Linked DNA regions of Homo sapiens: regions 2 and 3 are each linked to region 1. The links are chromatin loops, found by intact Hi-C in ENCODE. Cell type or tissue: Calu3. All regions are shown on one strand. Links, peaks and the distances in the headings refer to the core of each region. The heading gives the core; the rest is flanking DNA. Region 1 overlaps DCDC2C (doublecortin domain containing 2C). Region 2 overlaps DCDC2C (doublecortin domain containing 2C). Region 3 overlaps ALLC (allantoicase).

Region 1 (7,625 bases), core at 1,747-6,746:
ACTGCATTTGTTTCTATTAATAGTCATTAATATATTGTAATATATTAATATTTGTTATATTAATATAACTGCATAGGATGCTCTTGGAGGAAGAGAAAATCATCACCCCAAAATCAGAGTCAATCTCCCTCTCTCTCTTCCTGTCCCTCTCTCTCTTTATTGAATCTTAATATAACAAATATTAATAGTTGTTAATTAATATATTTGTAAAATATTCCTGGCTATCATAATAATGGTTTAAAAAAGTGCAGAAGATATTCCTAGCTATGATAATGGTTTAAAAAAAGTGCAGATTTAATTTTAATAGAAAGAGCAAAAACTCTTTTCCAAAGGGCTGCATTGATTTATACATGACCCTAATAAGAAGTATTGCTACTTTTCTGCATCCATATTAACATAAAAATATAGCATTCAATTATCTGCAAGAGGAATGTTGTAAAACAAATCCCTAATCTGGATTTATTAAGCACTGGACATTGTCAATCTGATTTAACAACAAAAAAACCTCATTTTTATTATTTGCATTTCTTTAATTAGGAATGATATGGACATATTTCCTTATGTCTTTTGGAAATTTGTATTCTTCTTTGTGAATTTCCTGTTTGTCTTATTTGCCTTTCTTTTTATTGGGCTTTGTGTTAATGATTTATGAGACTTGTGTAAATCAAGAAAATTTGATTTGTATTGCAAATATTTTCTTCCTTATTTTGTTTAGCTTTTAACTTTATGAAATTTTCCAAAGAGAAAAGTTTGATTTTCATGTAGATAAACACTAAGGCTTTGGAGATAATTACTTCTTCTGATTTAGCCTTTTGAGACTCACTGAATATCCACCTTCATCTTTAGTCCCCTCTACTGGGGCCACGCTCAGCTCCTGCTTGGCCACACTCCGGCCTCAGGCCAGAGGCCTTGCGATGCCCCACGCTACCTCCACTGCCACACACTGGTCACCTAATATCTTCCAGAGTCTCTATCAAGCTCAAGATCAGTTACTCCTGTGTGCAAGGTGATATGAAAGGCACTAACGATGACACCAAAATGAATTAAGTCGAGACTCTTCCTTCAGAAAATGTAAGTCACTCAGAAGAGACAGTAGACGTACACAAACAGCTCTAATTAAAGCCAAACTGTGCTTTGGACGGCGTAGGAAGGACAAACAAAATACTAGTGGAGGTTAGTGGAGGAAGAGATGCTCCCTGGGGAAGAAGGATCCAGAGAGCCGTAAGGACGAGGCTGGCTCTGCAGTGAGCCCTGGAAGTGGGTGAGAGCTGGAAAGGCAGAGGTGCAGCAGGCATCAGGCACAGCTCCGGATAGGCCAGAACATGCACAGGATGCTCTTGGAGGAAGAGAAAATCATAACCCCAAATCAGAGTCCATCTCCCACTCCCTCTTCCTGTCCCTCTCTCTCTTTATTGAATACACAAAATTACCCATGAAATTTTTATACAGCTTTTTCAAAAGTATGAAACACCTAAATACTATTTGAAAGGTCGATAACTGAGAATCAGAGAAAAACCTGAGTCACACAATACCCGACCACTCCTATGCATAACCCTTCTCTAAAGCATCCCTCCAGAGCTGGCTACAGACCGCACGGAGATACTTCCAAGGATAGGAAGCTCGTGTCATCCTTGGAGAGAGCCCTGAGCACGTGGCCTGTGGATACATTTTTTGGCATTGCCATTCATACTTTCCATCTTGCTTTGGAAAGGGATTGAACCTTTTCAAAACCATTACGCATTGCTTTACAAACTTTGCAGGTAGCGTAAATTAAACAGTGCTGCTTGCACATAAGATGTTTTAGAACCAATGAGTCCAAACAAATCAAGCACTAAGAACTGGAGAAGGCCAGGTGCGGTGGCTCACGCCTGTAATCCCAGCACTTTGGGAGGCCAACGTGGGTGGATCATGAGGTCAGGAGATTGAGAACCAACCTGGCTATCACAGTGAAACCCCGTCTCTACTAAAAACACAAAAAATTGGCCAGGTGTGGTGGCAGGTGCCTGTAGTCCCAGCTACTCGGGAGGCTGAGGCAGGAGAATGGTGTGAACCCAGGAGGCGGAGCTTGCAGTGAGCCGAGATAGCACCACTGCACTCCAGCCTGGGCAACAGAGCAAGACTTCGTCTCGAAAAAAAAAAAAAAGAACTGAAGAAAATCCCAGTGTTCCAATGTTAATAACATTCCATCTTTAAGGATGAAAAATGTTATTACAGTGCCCAATATCGTCAGAATTGTAGTGATTGTATAATTAACATGTTTAAAATATTCTGAGGATGAGGAAGTGTCATCCAAAAGCACAGTTCTATTTTTGCTTTTGATTTTGATTGCTCCCACTTCTATGCTATTGACATACATAATTATAAAATGAATGCACCCTGAGCTGTGGCGTGAGGAGGATCCCATCATAATACTTGCATCTGAACAGCTCCTTCAGGCCGGGATTGTTTTAAGTGCTTCAAATGACAACACAGTTGGAGCTAGGCAAAGCAAGGAACGGGGAGTTAGCGCAGGACAGGGAGGTGGCACAGAGTTTCGGTGTGAGGGGACGAAAAGGTGTTGGAACCAGACCATAGCCGTGACTGTGCAACACGGAGAACGTGATTAATGCCGCTGAACTGCACGTTGAAAATGGTTAAATGGCAAATTGTATTTATATGTTACCACAAAAATAATTTGTATTCTACCACAAAAATAACGTTTGTGATCAAGCATCAGAAATCTTTTCTATATATAGTAGTAATTGTTGTTGTTTTTCTTTCCAGACAGAGTCTCTCTCTGTCACCCAGGCTGGAGTGGCACAACTGTAACTCACTGCAGCCTCAACCTCCTGGGCCCAAGCAATCCTCTCACCTCAGCCTCCCAGGGAGCTGGGACTACAGGTGCACACCACTGCACCTGGCTACCTTTTTTTATTTCACTAATTTTTTGTAGAAACAGGGTCTCACTATGTTTCTCAGGCTGTTCTCAAACTCCTGGCTTCAAGCAATCCTCCTGCATTAGCCGCCCAAATTGCCAGGATTACAGGCATGAGCCACTGTGCCTGAACAATACATATTTATAAATAAAGTTTATAATATGTCTTCTTACAACTTTGCAAGGTAATTAGCATTTTACTCCAGGATTACATATTTAAGTAACTTCATCATAGGCAACTGAAAGCAAATCTGCAGATATTTATTAAACACCTACTGTATATAAGACACTGAATGATACATAAGTTGACAGGACACAATCCCGGTCTTTGAGGAGGTCAAGCCGGCAATCATATGCCTAAAATTTTTAATATCATCAATATCAAATAAATGTCATATGATTAATTTGTCAAATGAATGTACAAATGAAATGCCAAGTGAACTACAGTTCATTGAGAGCAGGGTTAGCTCACCGTGGCCTATTGGCCAGGAAGGGCTAATTGAGTCCTGCTTCTTTTTCATTGTTATTACAGCTAGTATAATGCATATAAAACGCTTGCTCTTCTTGAGCCCTCAAAAACGTGGGCCAAATTTTAGGGCCAATTACCTTCAACCCCATGAGTTGCTTCACATCAACAAAGGTTTGTTTCAGTCATGTTAGAAGCAAAGACTGAGCTGTTAGAACTGAAACACTTGAGCCACCCTGCACCCCTTGAAGCAGTAGGTGGCGCCAGCGAAGCAACGGTATCTACGAGGGACACAGTGTGAAGCCTGATACAGGAAATACCTCTTCCGGAAAGTTATATATAAATAACCAGCAAGGTTCACTGGAAGAAGAAAACACAGCCTTTGGAATCGCTCAAAACGAGCTTCAAATCCAAGCCCCATCACCTCCTGCGTGACGCCGACAAGCTACCTAAACTCCCCATCTCATTGTTTTTAATCTTGTTTATTCTGCCTTCCTTAAAGATCGACTGTGCAGTGGAGACAGGGCTGGGTATGTGGGAACGGCTGCGCAGTGCCTGGTGCACGGTGAAGCTCGGGATGCCTTCGTTTGCTCCCCAGCCCTCCCTGTCCTGTCTCCCGTCATTAATGTTCAGGCAAGAGAACCAAGGTATGGCTGTCCCTATCACCTTTTAGATCCTTGGCCCGGATACCTGAGGACTAGGTGCTTGGGTTTGCCATTGAATTCCAGTGATAGTGCTTACATTAAGAAAGACATTTTGATTCACTCTAAGAAATTAAATCTGCTACTGGCTGTTATCAAGTCACTAATACGCATGGATCCCCCCAGCAGCCTGAGTAGATTTCCGTAACAAGTCAGTTAAGCACAGATGACAAATTCAACCGCCAGTGTGCACAAGGGATTCAGGGGACACCACAAACTCACGGCAGTCAGAAGGCCTGGATCATATCGCTGTTGAAATATGCCATTCACATAAGAGCACCCTCTCCTTGAGGGTAAGCCAGGTAAGCCGGTGGCTTGTTTGCCCCTCTTAGCCTAATGCTCTAAGACAAATGTCTGCACTGTCACTCCTGCTCTCAGAACACACTCTTACCCTCGACGGAGGGTGCCAAAGAAATAAAAAACTGTCTTTGCTCTTCGTCTGACAGTCTTCCCTACTCATCCAGATACAGACAGGATACCTTTCCACAATTATCCAGGAATATAAAGAAGAATGAGCTGTTTTACAAGTGTATTCTGTTTGACTCTCTGTTTTAGATCAGAAGCTGCTTTGGTGTTTTCTAAAAAACCTGAACTAACTTCCTGAGGACCCATATCCCTTCCAACAAACACCCGTTCCAAGTTGTGTCAGGCGCCGGGGGTGACCTGCGTGGCTCCAGCACCCTGGCACAAGCTCCCTAGGGGTCACTCCTCCCCTTTCTTCAAGGTGGCAGCCAGGAAGCTGCAGGGCAAGTTTAAGAGCAAAAAAAAGTGACTCCCGGCAAGGCTGCGAGTGTCCCCGCCTGTTTACAGCCCTGGAGGATAAATCAGACTGCAACTCTCAGACTTAATGAATCCGGGAGCTCATTACACAGCCTCCTGTGCGATGATCAATTTACACAGCTCCCTGACTGCCGCCAAACTTTTAAAAACAAGAGACTACCTTGAAACAAAAATAAAGATCCACAGACAGAATTCTGAAAACAAAGTCCTCAAAGTCCACTTCTTAGCTAAAAATGATACATTTAAAGTAAATTCTGTTTTCCAGATACACACATTTTATGTGGACGATAAGTTGCATAATCTCATAGAGGACCACAGACACACGCTCCCTGCATGGAGGAAGTTTCCAGGACATCCAGATAGGAAGAAGACCGAGCAAGAACCCACACTGCCAAGCGTCCTGCGCTGGCTTCCACTGCCATCTGCACACAGGCACCGCACGCCCTCACCCTCGTGCTCCCCGGCGGGACCAGCCACTGACACCACGCCACAAACTACGCCAGTCAGCACCCCAGGTGTCCACTCCACACAGCCACCTGCACACCTGCTGCCTTCCTTCACCTCCCTGGACGTTCCCAGCTAAAAGTACATCTTGAAACTTGCTGGGGGAAAAGTTTTTAGGTTTGTGACTGGAAGTAGAGCGGAAAGTAATTAGGACAAGTGTAGATGTGATTAAAATGACTCATGTAATTGACTGGCACAGGAAACCCGATCGTGTCCACGGCTGCCTGCGAAATGCACTCGCTTCCGATTCCGCGCTGGCTTGTGTTTTGGAAGCGACTTGTGATCTCAGATCCTTTCACCACCAAACGTGAGCTCTGTTCAAAGTGTCAGGTGCCTTAGATCCAAGCCATTAAACACAAAATAAAATGAACTCACCTTGTTGCCCTCAAAATCAGGGGTGTTCTCATGTATCTCTTCATCTTCTTTAACTATCTCAGCTTGTCTCTGGGGAGAAAATACACCACATTTTATCAACTACTTATGTGGAACTCCTTTTAAAAAATCAGAGAGCACGTGAAATAGTGCGACCTTCTAGACCACTTCTATGGGTAGAGCTGGGGAAGTCACTGCAGTTTCTCCAGATGCAGGATGGCATCCACTCTGCATTTTTGTGTTTGGCTCCAAGAAAATGTCAACCTGCTTGGTAAAATTGCTGGAGAAACCTCTTTCTTCTAAGGAGTGGCGTGGGCGCTCCAGAGACCTCTGGTCAGCAGGTGCTTTTGTAATTCTTGGGACACCATGAGGACCCCACCCAGGGCCCTCTGCTCCCTGGTCAGCAGACGCCCTCCACAGCCTGCCTGCCCTCACTCCTCACATAGCAGTGGGTTCTCACTCTCCATGGTTATTTCCTAGTTTTCATGGCACACTGGCAGAAGACAAGGATCTGTCCTAATCTGTGTCCTGGAGCCTCTCCCTGCTCTTGGGGAGAAGCATGTGGTTCTGTGACCAAAGAAAAGACTCTCCAGGACCAACTTCCTTTATATTTCTGTAGCAGTCAGGACAGGCTGATGAGGCTGCAATAACACGCCAACCAAGTATGCGTGCTGCACATGCATGGCAGCTGGCCGGGAGGAGTCCCGTCCACACAGCCACTCAGGAAACCCACTGATGGAGGCCCCGGCGCCTCCTGTTTCCTGACTGCAAAGGAAGAGAAGATGCGGTGTGGGTGCTGCACATGCGTCCAGCTGGCCAGGGGGTGTCCCGTCCACACAGCCACTCAGGTAACCTACTGATGGAGGCCCTGGCGCCTCCTGTTTCCTGACTGCAAAGGAAGAGAAGATGCGGTGTGGGAAATCACACACTGGCTCTTCATGCACCTTCCTGGAACCACTCACCTGTCATCAGGGAAGGCAGGTGGCATGGCCACCCTGAGTCACAGTGGGCAGAGAAGTGAATTCTCACTGTGTGACCAGAGAAAAAGAACTGCCATTAGTAATGAGCCATGAAGACCCAACAGCTCCTGCCAGCTGACCTTGAATGTGCAAGAACAGTGTTCCGTGGCGAGGCAGACGTGTAGGTATGTCTTCAGTATGGCAGACCCCATCAGCCCAGACCTCAGACCTTCTGAAAACTCAGACCAAGGCTGTATGAGCATTATCTTCCTATAGCTTATGTAGAAAAGCAGTCGCAATGAATAAAACTCTATGGTGAGTGCTCAAACCACGTAAAAAAATAAGCTTTGTAAAAACACATTATTTTAAAGAATAATCAACATAATGTCAATCAAAAACATGTTATTTTAAAGAATAGTCGATGTGATATCAATCACTGATTCATTCATTTATTCAGCAAGTATATAGAGGACACCCACCATACTGAATACCACAATGCCAGAAGACACAAGTGATTGTGAGTACAAACAAACAAGGCCCTCAAGAAGTCGAGAGTCTTATAGGGAAGACAGATATTAATTAAATAGTCACACAAACAAAACAACTGTGACAGGTGCTACAAGGAGAGGTACATGGAACAGAAAGAGAATGTAATAGTATTTAACATATATGGGAAAGCAACAAAGACATCCTCTGGTAATTGACTACTAATGTAAAATCTGAAGGATGAAACAATGTTAATATATAAAAACAGATGGGAAAACAGGCCTGGTGCATGGAGCAGCATGTGCACAGCCCTGTTGCAGGAAGAAGCGCTGAGCTTCAGAGTTGCTGGGGGTCAGTGCATGAAAAGCAGGAGTGACAGCAGCAATCTAACCAAAAGAGGATGCTAAGTGGGACCAGAGAGATGGTAACACAGGCAGAGAGGG
Region 2 (7,625 bases), core at 1,658-6,657, 52 kb after region 1:
GAGATCTGGTATTTTGGAAATGCCACCATCAGGAAACTAACCTTGAACCCCACACAAGAAAGGCCTTGTGCTGTTTTGTTCATTGCTGTCAAATTACAAGGTGTTCAACCTTTGTCCATGTCTCATGGCTAAATATATATATATTATATCATATATACATAGATATGATTCCGACTGGAAAGCACTCCAACCAGAGATCTCAAACCACAGTTCCATTGACAGCCTCAGGCAGCAGATGACAGCCAGAGGCAGACGACTGTCCCAACAACCGTGGAACAAAGCGGGTGATGCCATGACACAGTTGGCTTCTCTCCGAGATCATGGAACAAGAGCCCATAGATTCTCCTGCCTTTTCATACTCCCTAACAGACTAAATCTTCTCCCACAATTCCTGTATCTTCCTCCCAATTGCATCAACTACTCCTCGGTCCCCCGAACCACATCCAGCCTTCCACTGGGCCCTCCCTGTTTCCCTCCATCTCGATCTGCCTGCGCTTCCCTAGTGCGGTCATCACTCTCTCCTTCTCTTGGCTCACCAAGCAGCAGATGAGACCAAGAGGTGAATTCCTGGGTTTGCACTCACCGCCCCCTACCGTACTCAGTCCTGAAACTGAGACCCCCTTCATAATGGCCTCATCATACTCATACATATGGTCCTGACAGGAAACATCCCATACACACAACCAGAGCAGTCCCCTTCTGAAGTGGCACCAAACTGTAACTTCAAGGCCCCCAAGACTGGGACTATGACATGGCCTCGTGAGCTCAAGAACACGACAGTTCATGGGAAATCAGTCTAATAGACATAGCCTGTCTGTGGGACACAGGGAATCCTCCATGTCCCTGTAGCAAGACACATTCTGTTCTCATGAAACCGGAGCTCAGTGTAAGGGCCAAACTCCCTTTAGACATCATCTTCCTTCAACACCCCATGATGTCAGCATCACAGGAAATTATTTGGCAAAGAGATCAGGCAAATGGAATTGCTGGTTAAACAGGACTAAAAGGCGCAATCAGTGAGAAGATGATGGTTAATGTTACATTTCTCCCTTTGGGATCTACTCCCGGTTAGCTCTTCAAGCCTCTGTCACAACCAGTACAGGCAATGACCAACCCAATTATGCTCAGAAGGGTCATTATTGTGTGTGTGGTCATAAGACATAGAAAATGCTTCCAGCCAGTGGATGGGCTCCTGTCACGTGGCCAGTGCTGACCTTCAAATGGCTAAATGTGACAAACTTCGCAAAGGAGACTCAGAAACGTGAGTGCTGCCCCAGCTGCTGGTCCTGAGACTTGTGGACCAAGCATTAGTGGATGGGAAGCCGTCTTAAGTGGGTTCTGGAAGGACCTGCTGCCTGGAGCCAGCCTGGTAGGGTGGTCTGTCCCTCCCACTGCACCCTCGCCTATGGTGACGGATACACTATAAGGTTACAAAGGGGATCAGCAAAGCTAGCCCCCCAAGAACTGGAAGATTCTGTCTCCCACTTAGGACAAGCTGCTGCATCATTAGCTCCAGAAGTGTCAGAACTTTGTAAATGACTCCACAAAATGGACTAGCCTCAGACTGCTGACTGGAAACCAGGGAGGTGTTCGTGCACGAGTCAGTCCTCAGTGCCACCTGTTTGTAGACGACACTCGAGAGGAAATTTGTCAAGAGACAGTCACAGCAAAGGCTCACACCCAAGACATAGCTTGTTGGAGGCCAAAAGAGTGAGGGCCGTGATCAACTCAGTATACCACTGGAGGCTATATGAGTAAGCAGCAAACTTTCTCATAAATGCAGAATGTTGGCAAACTGACAAACTGCACACGCCACCCAGAAGGACTGCTGAGGGCAGTCACGACCCAGGCGCAAGTGTTTCTTGTGATTAGGCATAATTGAAGCCTGTTAGTAATAATATGAACCTGTGATCAATTAAGCAGCTGACCAGTCGTTATCTCCTTCTCCCTGCTCATTCTACCCAATAAATAGGAAGGGCTGTGGAAGCTCGGGGGGCGGGGGCTGCCTTTGCTCACTAGAAGCAGGGGGCTCTCTTCTTCCCCTGGTCCTTTCCTTAAAACAGTTCCTTTTGTTTTTTGTTATTATTTCTACATTCATCCCTTTGTTCTGTCGTAATGATGGTCTCAAGCAGTAACAGTAGTAACTGTAGCAGTGGCAATCCGACACAATAGCTAACACAGCTTACAACCTCCAGAAAAGCACTGACTTGCATCTCCCTTTAAATAATTTCCTCCACTTACTGGATGGTTTAGGGAGCTCCTTAAGGGACTCGGTTTCTTTATTTTTTTTTAAGAGATGGGGTCTCATTATGTTGCCCAGGATTATCTCAAACTCCTGGGCTCCAGTGATCCTTCTGCCTCAGTCTCCCAAAGTGCCATGATTACAGGCTTGAGCGACTGTGCCTGGCCTCTGGCTTCTTTGTATCCATCCCGATGGTCACGCTTTCATCTCCTGATGCATACCACCCTCGTGGGAGGGTTGTGCTCCTCGGCTGTCTCTCAGCTCCTCCTGAATGCACAGCAGCTGGAAGCAACGGCTGGACCCTTCTCCTCAAGTCCCCCTTATGACAGGTGGTGGTTGTTCTACAAGGAATAGATCTGCTTGTCTTCATGAACAAGAGGAGGGACTGAGTTTCACAGAACTCTGGCCTATGACAACTCTGTCCCAACTCCTGCGCTGAGATACAACCAAACTCTAGCATGCGTCCAGCAGCATCAAGCCACAGCCATAGGATGACCCTAGCCCCGCCACTAAACACCCACCTGAGAAAACCCAGGGCTGCCAGGAACATTTACTGTTCATCCAGCCAACACCTGAGATAGGCCCCTGACCTCTCCTTCTTAGAGCATTGACAAATATGCAGCTCTTGCCATGCAGACACGTTTCCCACACCTAAGATCCTTCCCTTGAACTGCAAGCATCAGGCAGGACAGGGCCTGTCTCCCAGTCTCTGGCGGAGGACAGAATCCTAACTTCCAGAACTGCCAGCTTGCAGACCAGCTGCCTGGCCACCTTCACTGACCAACTCTTTGTACTTTTCCACTTCTCTGATTCTCCTGAGGCCCCACTTGCTCCCATCTCATTCCCCCTTTAAAACGCCCAAATCACTTCCACACAAATCAGAGTGGAACTCAGCTCCTTCCCCAACTCTCAGTAGTTACTAAATAAAATCTGTTTTTGCCGCTTTCACTAATGTCCAGCTGTGTCTATCTTCGACGTCAGTCTCGCAATGAGGGCCAGGACCAATGGCCCCTTCTTCTCCAGTTCTGCCTGGCACAAACGTGCCTCCTCCCCACAGAGGAGCCCTGGGGTGGGCTCTTCTCTTCCCACTCTCCCTCTGGTCTCAGGCTCCCTGTAAAGGGCAGGGAGTCCCCAAGTAAAACCACTCCAGGGCCCAGACAACTTTTGCCAGCTCACTTCTAAATAAACGACAAAAGATCTTTTAAACGCTTTTTCTCCCAAGGCTCATTCACTGACTCAGGGTGTTTTCCACGCCAGTATAAGTGGAATGAGTGAGTGAATCCCTTCCTAAGTGACAAGGGACATCAGAGAGAACACTGGGCAAGAGAAGTGACCTCAGGCCACACGGCTCAATCAGTGCCAGAACCAGGGCTTCAATCTGAGCCTCAACCTCCAAATCAGTGACTTCCAACCCATGCACTCACCACCAGCTCAATCCCCCGGTGACCCCATCAGGGGAGCCCCGGGCTCTCTCTCCAGCATCTGGCTGCTGCAGAACACAGCTCAACAAGCCATTCACTCCCTCGCCAACTCTCCTCTTCACCAGAAAGGGTCACACCCCGCCTTTCTCTCCTGAGCATCTAAGCCTCTGAAAGCCGTCATAACTACTGTTTATGTGTTTTTATAGCGACAAGGACTCCGAGGAACACGATCAGGTTTATTTGTGGTAGGAAGGACTCTGCACTCACATGGATATTTGGGTCCATCTAGTGGAAATTCCAACACACCAAGACAAAGGATGGGCAAATGCTGCAAGACTGTGTTGGTTTCTCATTGAAAAAAATAATCATGTCTGTCCAGTGAGTGAGGATCATTGATGGCCTGGGTCACGCACATAAAATGTGGCTTTAAGGATGGCGTTTTTGTCAAGAAGGACCCACAAACCAACGACGTTCCCTGAGGTTGCTGTATGTTCTGCGGGAAAGACATCACTAACAAAATTCAGAAATACTGTGTCTTATTATTTCAAAACAGCTCTTAGGTACATGAAAAGTGGTGTGGAAAGATCTGTGTATTTAGGTGGCCCCCTTGTGGAAGCTTAAAGTATTTTAAAGAAATGGTCACAGATTTTCAGGAAAAGCGCAAGGGGCCAAGTTTGGCGAATTCTCGGCCACATTTCCTTCCTCTTTCTCGTTCCCAGCCTGAGGATCTGTCGGGTGAATCAGGCAGTTTCCAGCCTCATGAGCCTCCAAGCCCTTGCCTCTCGGGACTGCGAGGGGACGTGGTAGAGGTGACTCTGGCTCACACAAGGCTGGGACCCCCACATGAAGAGCTCAGCATTCTCTGGAAACTCGCTAAAATTCCTTCCATTTAGACTAGAACATGGTAAAATGGAAAGATATCCATGTCAGGGCTTTTAATCACTAAAATGCTAGAACATCCCAATAAAAGGACAGGGGGAAGAGCTGCCATTCAGAGAACTGCTACGCTGTGACAAGCCCTGGGGGGCTGGCTGCAAACATTCCTGAAGCTAACCCTCACCACAGTGTGCTGCATATTCTCAGCCCTGTTTTCCACAATGGGAGACATCCTCAGCCTCAGAGCGAAGCAGCAGGCACAGGTCCCAAGCTGATAAGACGAAAAGCCGGGATGTAAACCAACGTTTCGTTCAAGTCAAGTGTGTGTCTTTTCCCAACCCCAAAAACATAATGCAGGTGGATGCACACAGTGCTCACAACTATCCCCAGTGCCTCCCACTGAGCACCTCGGTGCCTGGCACTGCCAGCGGCATCCCAGGGCAGCGGCCAGTGAGGCTCTAATGCACTCCGTTCCTGTAGCAACACCTGACTTGGATGTGCTGTAGCCCATGAGGGCCTTTTGGTAGCAAGAGGTCAAGGGGCGGGGGAAACAGCTTTTAAATTTCCCTTCAACATGCTGCAGCTGCAACTGCTACATTAAAAAAAAAATCAAAACAAAGCTTCAGAGCCTAAAACTAAGCTGTGTGTATGATGCTCTTATCTTCATATCCCCAGGTGAACTGTTCTGCAAACAACGGCATGGTGATTGGATTGCTTTTCTTTTCCAAAATCAGGGTTCAAGAGGAGAAAGAAAAGGTAGCACATGAACAGCTGAATCAGAGAGAAGGTGGTCTAGGAAAAAGAAATCACCTGTCAGGAAGTGAGAGCACAAGAGAGCAGGGGGAGGGGAGGGGAGGAGGGACAGAAAGGGGGCTGAGGGGCATTTGTCAGGATAGAAAGTATTGTTTTTAGGGAGTTATGGCACAGTTTGATTTTTTCACCCATAATATTATACTCACTTTATATGTCGAGATATACGATGATATGTTTGCCACTTGGAAGGCACATTTATATCACAATGCACCACTGGTTTGATCTGAAAAAGGAAAAAACACACCTGGGAATTCAGTTCAAATTAGCCAACACTCATCAAACTCAACAGTGTGCACAGCACTGCCCTAAAACATAAGAAAGGGGGGGAACCCCTTTGTCAATAGAACACCCAGGGGCGGGTCCAGGAAGGATGCAGAGAGAGGCAGACCAGGTGCTGGGGGAGGAGAAGATGCCAGCAAGTGCAGCGCGAGGGGGTCTGGGGCTGAGGGCTCTGCGCTGCACATGGAGGGAAGTGCAGGGTGCGGGGGCTGGGCTGACGGGCAAAGGTGGCACCAAAGGTTGTGTGTCCATGCTAGGGAGGCTCCCCATGGTCCCCAAGAAGCATGCGTCAATGGCCTACTATGCCGAGGAGCTTTGCTGGCCAAGTTATGGGGCCCCAAGAATGGACATGTCACTTCTGATTTCATTACAAGACTCCAACCAGAATGTCCTGGCCAGGAGGCGGGAGCCCCTCCGCCTTCTCTCCTGTTTGCTGTGAATGCAGCCTGAGAGGCCGGGCCAACCACTATGGCCTGGTGACAGCTTCAGTCTCAGGTCCACTGCAGATAAGACACAAAGGGGGAAAAGAACTACTGAGACCTGTCCCAGGTAAGCAAAGCCTGTCATCCTCACGGCCCTACTGTTTAAGAATGTGCAGAAAAGCAAATGGGGGGAGCTCTGATTGGGAAGGGATGTTAACCCCCAACCCTGTGCTGAGTGACAGGGTCCTGGTCCCACCCACAAGGCTGAGGCTCACCGAGGACATCCCAGCACCTCAGGCCTGGCCTTCCTCTGAAGAGCTGCTCCCCTGTCCACGTTCCATCTCTATATCCCCAGCCCACCAGGATAAGAAGCTTGGGGTCCCTTCACACCTCCCACCCCTGGTTTCCCCTGGATTGGGACCCTGTCTGCCACTGCACACACCTCCACTACAGTCCCACTACCTGGTTCACACACCCCCACCCCCCACATCTCTCACTTGGACGATGGTGACATCCACTCAAGGGATCCTCGCCAGGGTCCCGCTCTGTCACCTCCCACGGACACCATCGTCTTCCCGACAACACCACTGGGTGCAGTCTCCCTCCCGGATCCACCCAGCAGCCTCGTCACTCTCTGCTTGTCTCCCTCCAGGATCCACCTGGCAGCCTCATCTCTCTCTGCTCATCTCCCTCTGGGATCCACCGAGCAGCCTTATCACTCTCTACTCATCTCCCTCCGGGATCCACCTGGCCACCCTCATCACTCTCTGGCAGTCTCTCTCCGGGATCCACCTGGCCAGCCTCGTCACTCTTTGCTCATCTCCCTCTGGGATCCACCTGGCAGCCTCCTCACTCTCTGCTCATCTCCCTCCGGGATCCACCTGGCCATCCTCGTCACTCTGGCGGTCTCCCTCCAGGATCCACCTGGCAGCCTCCTCCCTCTCTGCTCGTCTTCCTCTGGGATCCACCGGGCAGCCTCCTCCCTCTCTGCTCGTCTTCCTCTGGGATCCACCGGGCAGCCTCCTCCCTCTCTGCTCGTCTTCCTCTGGGATCCACCGGGCAGCCTCCTCCCTCTCTGCTCGTCTTCCTCTGGGATCCACCTGGCAGCCTCCTCACTCTCTGCCCCTACACCCTCCATGTTATGCTCCTTCAGCCACCCTGGTCCCCAGCCAGTCCATGTGCTTCCCGGGGCCTCTGCTGCACAACGAGGGTCTCTGCTCGAGCCCCCACAGCCTCTCCACCTCCAGGGCACATGTACACTGCCCTTCCAAGGCCCAGCGCTGGGAAGCCACCCCTAAGCTGACATCAGAATCGATCATCGCCCCCGCCGGCACTAAGCCAAATTCATTTGGTGTCCTTCCTACTGCCTACTTCACACCCACCCAGGAAACTCCCAGCATAGACACCATGGTGCGGGCCCTACCTGCACCCCATCCCCCAGAAGGTCGGGGGCCTGAACCTGTCAATAGGGCCTCCTTCCACACCTAACGCTGCTAATCCACACCCTCCCCTCCAAGCTGCAGCCCCCTCTCCCTTCCCAACCCAGACCCAACTTAGCACAGAAGAGGTTCC
Region 3 (7,625 bases), core at 1,462-6,461, 88 kb after region 1:
ACTTTTAAGAAAAACTTTAAACCATAGTTATTTTTAACTTCTTACTTCTAATATTGGTGGCCGGTCCAGCCTTCTTGCAGTTTCCCAACCATCCGCCATAGACTTTGCCCCGCCAACTCCTACAGAAAATAACATTGTTGAATGGTAAACTGCATGATTTTAACTATGAGGATGAATACATTGCTGTAATTAAATTACAGATCTTATGCATCTGAGCATTGCTACATAAGTTATTTTCATTAAAGTTAATGTTTCAGTAAATTCACAAACAATCATAGGGTTAGTTAAATTTTACTTTTCCTTTTAAAGCAGCTACTTAGGCCAAAATTAGGTAGAAAAATTGGTAATGTTGACTTATTTCATGTCATAAAGGCATCAAATCCTACACATGGAAGATTAATCTCATCCACTGCTGTGCTTTGAGATGTGCCTTTCCTTTTAAATCACTCTGACCATATTGGGGTATTTAATGCCGGTACCCAGACTTCCTAAATAAGCCAGCTCCAAGAATATCATCTTACCTATTATATTGTTTGGGTGCCCAAACTTAGCATTACTAAATCCTACACAGACACCCCCAAAAGCGATGGCCACTAGGTCTGCAGGTTCTTTGGGGTCAGTTGCAGTCCAGTCTTTTTGTCCAGTACCGAATACTCTAAGTCGTGCAATTCCACCATCTGAAAAGGAAAGGTGCCTTAGTTATTGTTTGTAAAAATGGCTGCTTGTGTATCATACACTACAGGACCCTCCTGTCTTCTCCAGTGTCATCTCTTGGTAGGCTTTGGCCACACCCACCTGCTGTTTCTCAAATACAACAAGCCCACTGCCCCAGGGCCTTTGCACTTGATATTACCCTGTACCAGAACAACTTTCCCAGCTCTCCAAAAGATTACTTATGTTCCTCACCTTAAAGGCATGGCCTCAGAAAAGTCTTCCCTCTCATGCTCTGAAGTTGTCTCCTCCCTCCTCCATTCAGCCACTGCCTGACTCCCCAGGTTACATTTTATCATATCTCTTTGTTATTTACTCCAGAGCTCTAATCACAGCCTGAAATTATCTTTTTAAGTTCCTGCTAAAATCAGTCTCCAATACCCAGAATGCGAAATCCTTGTAGGCCAGACCACTTACCTGTGTTGTTCACTTCTGTACCACTCTTGTATCGTCTCTACCTAGAAGAGGTCTGGGCACATAGTAGGCATTGAAGTTTTTTTCATTAAATGAACAACTCCAAGGTCAAACAGCATTCGGGAAATTCACCATACAGATAATGTTTCGTGCTAGAAATAAGCATCGCTGACTCCCACACAGACTCAGACAAGAGAACCTTATGTTTTTATTTTTACAACACCACCCTGCTTAGCAATGTGATTCAGAATACAAAAGATAATATTCACAAAATCAAATTGCTGCTGAGAACCACAGCAGCCTGAAATTAGGTCTGCAGAGCAGCAAATAGCTACCAAAATCAACTCACAGCATCTGATTCTAGTAGAACGAATGTTTTGTTTCTTCGAATATTAATTGCTAGAAGGTGGAAACCAAGCATTTTTAATATAGAAAATTAATTTAATCAAAATATTGTACTAAAACATGCCCTATATGTTTTTATTTTACAAATTTAGTGAAAATGAGTGATCTGAAAATTTTTTGGTAAAACAATGGAAGTCTTGCTATTTACAACAAATAAAACCAAAAACTTCATTGGCATAAAACCCTAGAAAATATCCTAGAGGGAGTCATTCAGCAGGAGCCGGGTTATGAGAGTAATATCACTGCCATTCTAGTTCATTAAATATTATAATTGGCTTTAATGGCATAGAAGATATTCGTCTGTTGAAAGTGAAGTCGATTTCACATTTTAAAAAATAAGATTCTTCTTTACAGAGTTAATATCCAAACTTGCTTTTAGTCACAGCTGCCAAGGAATCCCAGAAATGACTCTTCATCCTCTGAGTACATCTCATTTAAACCAACCCATTCCCACCCAGTGTGTCCCTGTAACATCAGCCAGGTTTCCCCAGCTTCCTTTCCCTTTACACCTGGATCCCAGGTGGAATCCTCATGGAGCAATTAAAGATGCCAGTAAGAGCTGGGACATGAAATCTGCATGCAGGCATTGCCCATCTCTCCTCTTCAGGCCATCAATGCTGACCAATTAGGAAAGAGCTTTCATGTGCTTAGGGACCCTTCATATTCAACCCAGAAAAGCAGGGCTTCCACTCAGAAACTATTTTAGACCCTCCCTCAACTCGTGAATCCTGTACAAATTGGGTTGGACATATAAAGTTGCTATTTTGGTGGATCAGAAATAGTCAAATAGAAATGTTTATGGCTCTACCAAAATACTTTTGTTGTATGTATCACTATTTTGCAGTTTTTTGTTTTTTTTCTTTTGTTTTCTTTTTGAGACAGAGTCTCACTCTGGTTGCCCAGGCTGGAATGCAGTGGCACGATCTCGGCTCACTGCAACCTCCGCCTCCCGGGTTCAGGCGATTCTGCTGCCTCAGCCTCCCAACTAGCCGGGATTACAGGCACCCGCCACCACACCTGGCTAATTTTTGTATTTTTAGTAGAGACAAGGTTTCCCCATGTTGGCCAGGCTGGTCTTGAACTCCTGACCTCAGGTGATCTGCCCACCTCGGCCTCTTTCCAAAGTTATTTTTCTTATCTGTCTCCCACTGGGTTATTCACTTCATAAGGACAAGGACTCTGTCAAATCTAACAACAAATAGTTATGGAGCTTCTCCTGTGTTCCCCATGCTGTGCTAAGTGTCAGGTGTACAAAAATGACAATCTGGACTCACAGCCCTTTCTTCATGAAGCATACACTCTGTTGGTTCTGCCCTACACATTGTCAGGAAAATGATTTTATGGCCAATGCTCAGTCTGTAGCTCAAAGTAGTTATTCCACAGTGTATGTTAAATTAACAAGTGGGGAAAAGGTCTGACTCTCTTGTAAGCTTTGCTCATTCATTTTCTTGCACTGTTTTTAGAATAGATTATTTCAGTGAGTAATTAATATTAGTAAACGTGTTTAGATCTTTCCATTTTCATGTCTCACTTTAAAGCATCATAACCAGAGAAACATTGCATCTAAAATAAGGTTCCAGAGAACCACTTCTGGCATGACAGCAGGAGAGCTTTGCTGTCCTGTTCCTCAGTGGAGCTGGTAAAATTTAGGGGGGTTGAGGGATGGGAAAACACTTCAGGTCTCTGGAAATGGTCCTAAGGGCATACGGAAAATTCAGCAACATCTATTCAAGAATATCTGCTAAAATTCAGTAAGAACAGTGAGAGTCTGCGGTATTTGAACCAAGACCTCACCTGCACACCCTCTCCCAGATCAGCAAAGTGGAGACTGCAAACAAGTGCAGCCCATGGTTGCAGGGCTGTCTTCCCAGGAGAGGCAGGACATCAGGGCTTCTCATCCTGCCCCTATATGCCTGTTACTGAGGCTAAGCCCTGGGTGAGTGTGGTTGAGAGGCGGGGGCTCCTTTATTTGACCCAGCCCTGACTCATGGGACAGGGTCCTACCTTGAGATATTGGGGCCACAGTGACCCATTCTCATGATCCATAAGGTGGAGGCTTCACACTGAGGGTGAGACATCCCCAGCCCTGCAAACCCTGTAACTCAGCCAGAGGAAACACCAAATCAGAGTTGCTGTTCAGCAACACCATGTTGTAGGAGGTTTGTTCCACAGGTCCCCTAGAGACAAACACCTAGCTAACCTTCCCACACCACTAGAATATGCTCCCTGGGACCTCCCCTATTCTGATGGGCAGTAATTTGATTGCTTACTACAAATGAAGCAATCCTGGACTTAAGGTGCCATCTAGTGCTGAAAAGTAGGCAGCTACCTAGCAGGAAATAAAATCAACAGGAAATTTATAATGATTCTCTAAGCTAAGCTTGTCCAACACATGGGCAGTGGGTCTTATGAAGCCCATGGTGGCTTTGAATGTGGCCCAACACAAATCCATAAACTTTCTTAAAACAGTATGAGATTGTTTTGCAAAATTTTTTTGGCTCATCAGCTATCGTTAGTGTTAGGGCATTTTATGTGTGGCCCAAGACAATTCTTCCTCTTCCAATGTGGCCCAGGGAAGCTAAAATATTGGACACTCCCTACATCTAAGCAAATATATTCAACAAAAACTGAAACAACCCAGAAAGAAAAGACTGGAATAAATAACTAATGCTTCAATGCACAGGCATAGATGTATACCCATAAGAAACAACAGCAAAGAACTATGACATCCCCAAATGGACAAAGCAAGGAACCAGTGACTGATCATAATAAGACAGTGATATATGAACTCTGTGATCAATAATTCAAAATAGCAGTTTTAAGGAAACTCAGTGACCTCAAAGATAACACACAAAAGCAGCTTAGAAGTTTATCAGAGAAATTTAACAAAATTTCAATAATTTTTTAAAATCAAACAGAAAACTTTGAATGGAAAAACGTATTTGCTGAACCAAAAAATTCATTAGAGGCTCTTAAGAATAGAATGAAGCAAGCAGAGGAAAGAATCAGTGAGCTCAAAATGGGCTATTTAAAAATACACAGAGGAGAAAAAAATGAAAAGGAATAAAGATTGCTTACAAGATATAAAATATTACCTCAAAAGATCAAATCTAAGAATTATTGGTGTTGAGGAGGGAGTTGAGCAAGAGCAAGGGGTAGAAAGCTTATTCAAAGAAATAATAGAAAACTTTTCAAAACTTGATAAAGACATAAATATCCTGGTACAGAAAGCTCAAAGAAATGGATTGTATCCAAATAAGACTACTCCAAGGCATATAAAAAATCCTAAAGGTCAAGGACAGGCTGGGTATGATGGCTCATGCCTATAATTCCAGCACTTTGGGAGGTCAAGGTGGGTGGATTGCTTGAGCCCAGGATTTTGAGACCAGCCTGGGCAACATGGTAAAACCCCATTTCTACAAAAAAAAAAACAAATACAAAAATTAGCCAGGCATGGTGGTGTGCACCAGTGGTCCCAGCTACTTGGGATGCTGATGTGGGAGAATCATCTGAGCCAAAGGAGGTTGAAGCTGCAGTGACCTGTGATTGCACCACTGGACTCCAGCCTGGGTGACAAAGTGAGACCCTGTCTCAAGAAAAAAAAAAAAAGTCAAGGATAAAAATATCCTAAAAGCAGCAAGAGAAAAGAAGCAAATAACATAAAGAAGCTTCAATTCATCTGACAACAGACTTCTCAATGATAACCATACAGGCCAAAAAGAAGTGGGATGACATTTTAAAGTGCTGAAAGAAAAAAATACTGCCATCCAAGAATATTGTATCTAGAAAAGCTATCTTTCAAATATGAAAGAGAGAGAAAATCTTTCCTGGATAAACAAGAGCTGAGAGAATTCACCACCACCAGTCTTAAATGAAATGCTAAAGTTCTTCCATTTGAAAAAAAAAAAACACTAATGTGCAAAAAGAAAACATTTGAATTTATAAAACCCACTAGTAAAATTAAGTGCATTAACGAACTCAGAATACTCCAACACTGTAATTATAGTGTGTAATTCACTCATAACTCTAGTATGAAGTCCAAAAGACAAATCTATCAAAAATAATAATCTTTTTGTTGATATCTTTAACAGGTGTTAAAAGATAGGCAATATAAAAACATGCAAATTGAGACAACATGAAGTCAAAATGTGGGAGGAGGGATAAAGTTAAAAATGTAGAGTTTTTTTTTGTTTTTCTTTGTTTATTTCTATTTTTTTCTTTGTGATCTAAGATGAGTTGACATCTCTTTAAAATAACTTGTTATAAGATGTTTTTATAAGCCTCATGGTAACCACAGTGCAAAAACCTATAATAGATTTGCTAAAAATAAAAGTCAATTAAAACATACTATCAGAGAAAATTAGTTAACCACTAAGGCAGAAAGAAAGAAAAGGAAAGGAAAGGGAGGGGAGGGGAGGGGAGGGGAGGGGGGGAGGGGAAGGGGGAGGGGAGGGGAGGGGGGAGGGGAGGGGAGGGGGGAGGGGAGGGGAGGGGAGGGGAGGGGGAGGGGAGGGGAGGGGGGAGGGGAGGGGGGAGGGGAGGGGGGAGGGGAGGGGGAGGGGAGGGGGGAGGGGAGGGGGAGGGGGAGGGGAGGGGGGAGGGAAGGGAAGGGAAGGGGAGGGGATCAGAAAACAAGCAACAAAATGACAGTAAGCTCTTACTGATGACAATACTGAATGTAAATGGACTCAATGTTCCAAATAAAAGGTATACTGTTGCTTAATGGACTAAGAAACAAGGCCCAACTATATGCTGCCTACAAGAAACCCACTTGACCTATAAAGACACAAATAGGCTGACAGTGAAAGGATGGAAAAAGATATCTCATGCAACCAGAGGCCAAAAAAGAGCAGGAGTAGCTACACTTATATCAGATAAAATAGACTACAAATCAAAGACTGTTAAAAAAAAAAAAAGACAAGACACTGTATAATGATAAATGGGTCAATTATGAATATCTATGTGTCCAACACCAGAGCTTTCAAGTCTTATATAAAGCAAACATTAATAGATCTAAAGGGATAAATAGACTGCAATACAATAATAGTAGGGGACTTCAACACCTCACTTTCAGTAATGGACAAATCGTCCAGACAGAAAATCAACAAAGAAATAGTGAAGTTGAACTACACACTAGATCTAATGGCCCTAACTGACATTACAGAACATTTTACCCAACTGCTGCAGAATATGCATTCTTTTCATCAGCACATGGAACATTCTCTAGAATAGGCCATGTCTTGGGCCATAAAGCAAGTCTAAACAAATTCAAAAAAGTAGAAATCATATCAAGTATCTTTTCTGACCATAATGGAATAAAACTAGAAATCAATAATAAGAGACACATTGGAAAATACACAAACACATGTAAATTAAACAACATGCTCCTGAACAACAAATGGGTCAGTAATTAAGAAGGAAATTTTAAAAATGCTTGAAACAAATGAAAATGGAAATACAACATACAAAAATATATGGGATACAACAAAGGCAGTACTAAGAGGGAAGTTTATAGCAATAAATACCTATACCAAAGAAGTAGAAAGACTTCAAATTAATATAACAATGCATCTCAATAAACTAGAAAAGCAAGTATAAACCAATCCCAAAATTACTAGTAGAAGAAAAAAATAAAGATCAGAGGATAAATAAATGGCAACTAAAATAATACAGAGGATCAACAAAACAAAAAACTTGTTTTTTTAAAAAGAAACAAAAGTGATGGACCTTTAGCTAGACTAATTACAAAGAGAAAAGACCCCAAAAAATCAGAAATAGAGAAGGATACATAAAAAATGAGACTGGCTCTCTTCTCTTTTCCATTTGACAGACACCTGCATATTTTTATGCAGTGCCAGCTGGGTTCCTGAGGCAACAAGGTGAAAATGAAGGCCAGAGTAAACAAATTTGGCCACATTAAGCACCTGGTCACCAAGGCTGCTTTTAGCTCTGGCAAAGTGGATATTGTCATCATCAATGATGCCTTCATTGACCTCAACTACCTGGCCTACATGTTCCAGTAGGCTTCCACCCATGGCAAGTTCCACAGTATCATCAAGGCTCAGAATGAGAAGACTGACATCAATGGAAATCCC

What was found. Peaks named below come from ENCODE experiments on the same cell type or tissue, not always from the same donor. Only the 100,000 strongest peaks of a DNase experiment are listed, where the experiment ranks them.
Region 2: a loop joins it to region 1, with 12 times the contacts of the local background. A loop is called at or near these places in 43 of 110 quality-filtered maps.
Region 3: it touches region 1 in a loop (6-fold over the local background); 6 of 110 quality-filtered maps call a loop at or near these places.

Annotation. Positions count from the first base shown.
Region 1 is chr2:3,777,000-3,784,624 of GRCh38, reverse strand. DCDC2C (doublecortin domain containing 2C) reads right to left here. Exons shown (of 11, transcript NM_001287444.2): 9 at 5,741-5,809. Among named protein-coding and RNA genes, the nearest start is that of DCDC2C, 77 kb to the right of the region's middle. RefSeq lists enhancers at 3,728-3,947, 3,458-3,958. In Calu3, for the core only: no CTCF peak of the experiment used is centred there; a DNase peak (open chromatin) is centred at 3,634.
Region 2 is chr2:3,724,953-3,732,577 of GRCh38, reverse strand. DCDC2C (doublecortin domain containing 2C) reads right to left here. Exons shown (of 11, transcript NM_001287444.2): 3 at 5,499-5,575. Among named protein-coding and RNA genes, the nearest start is that of DCDC2C, 25 kb to the right of the region's middle. RefSeq lists enhancers at 3,991-4,580, 6,571-7,096, 7,097-7,623. In Calu3, for the core only: a CTCF peak has its summit at 4,267 (motif pointing left); no DNase peak of the experiment used is centred there.
Region 3 is chr2:3,688,769-3,696,393 of GRCh38, reverse strand. ALLC (allantoicase) reads right to left here. Exons shown (of 12, transcript NM_018436.4): 8 at 522-677; 9 at 46-119. It also overlaps the pseudogene GAPDHP48. Among named protein-coding and RNA genes, the nearest start is that of DCDC2C, 11 kb to the left of the region's middle. In Calu3, for the core only: a CTCF peak has its summit at 3,816 (motif pointing left); no DNase peak of the experiment used is centred there.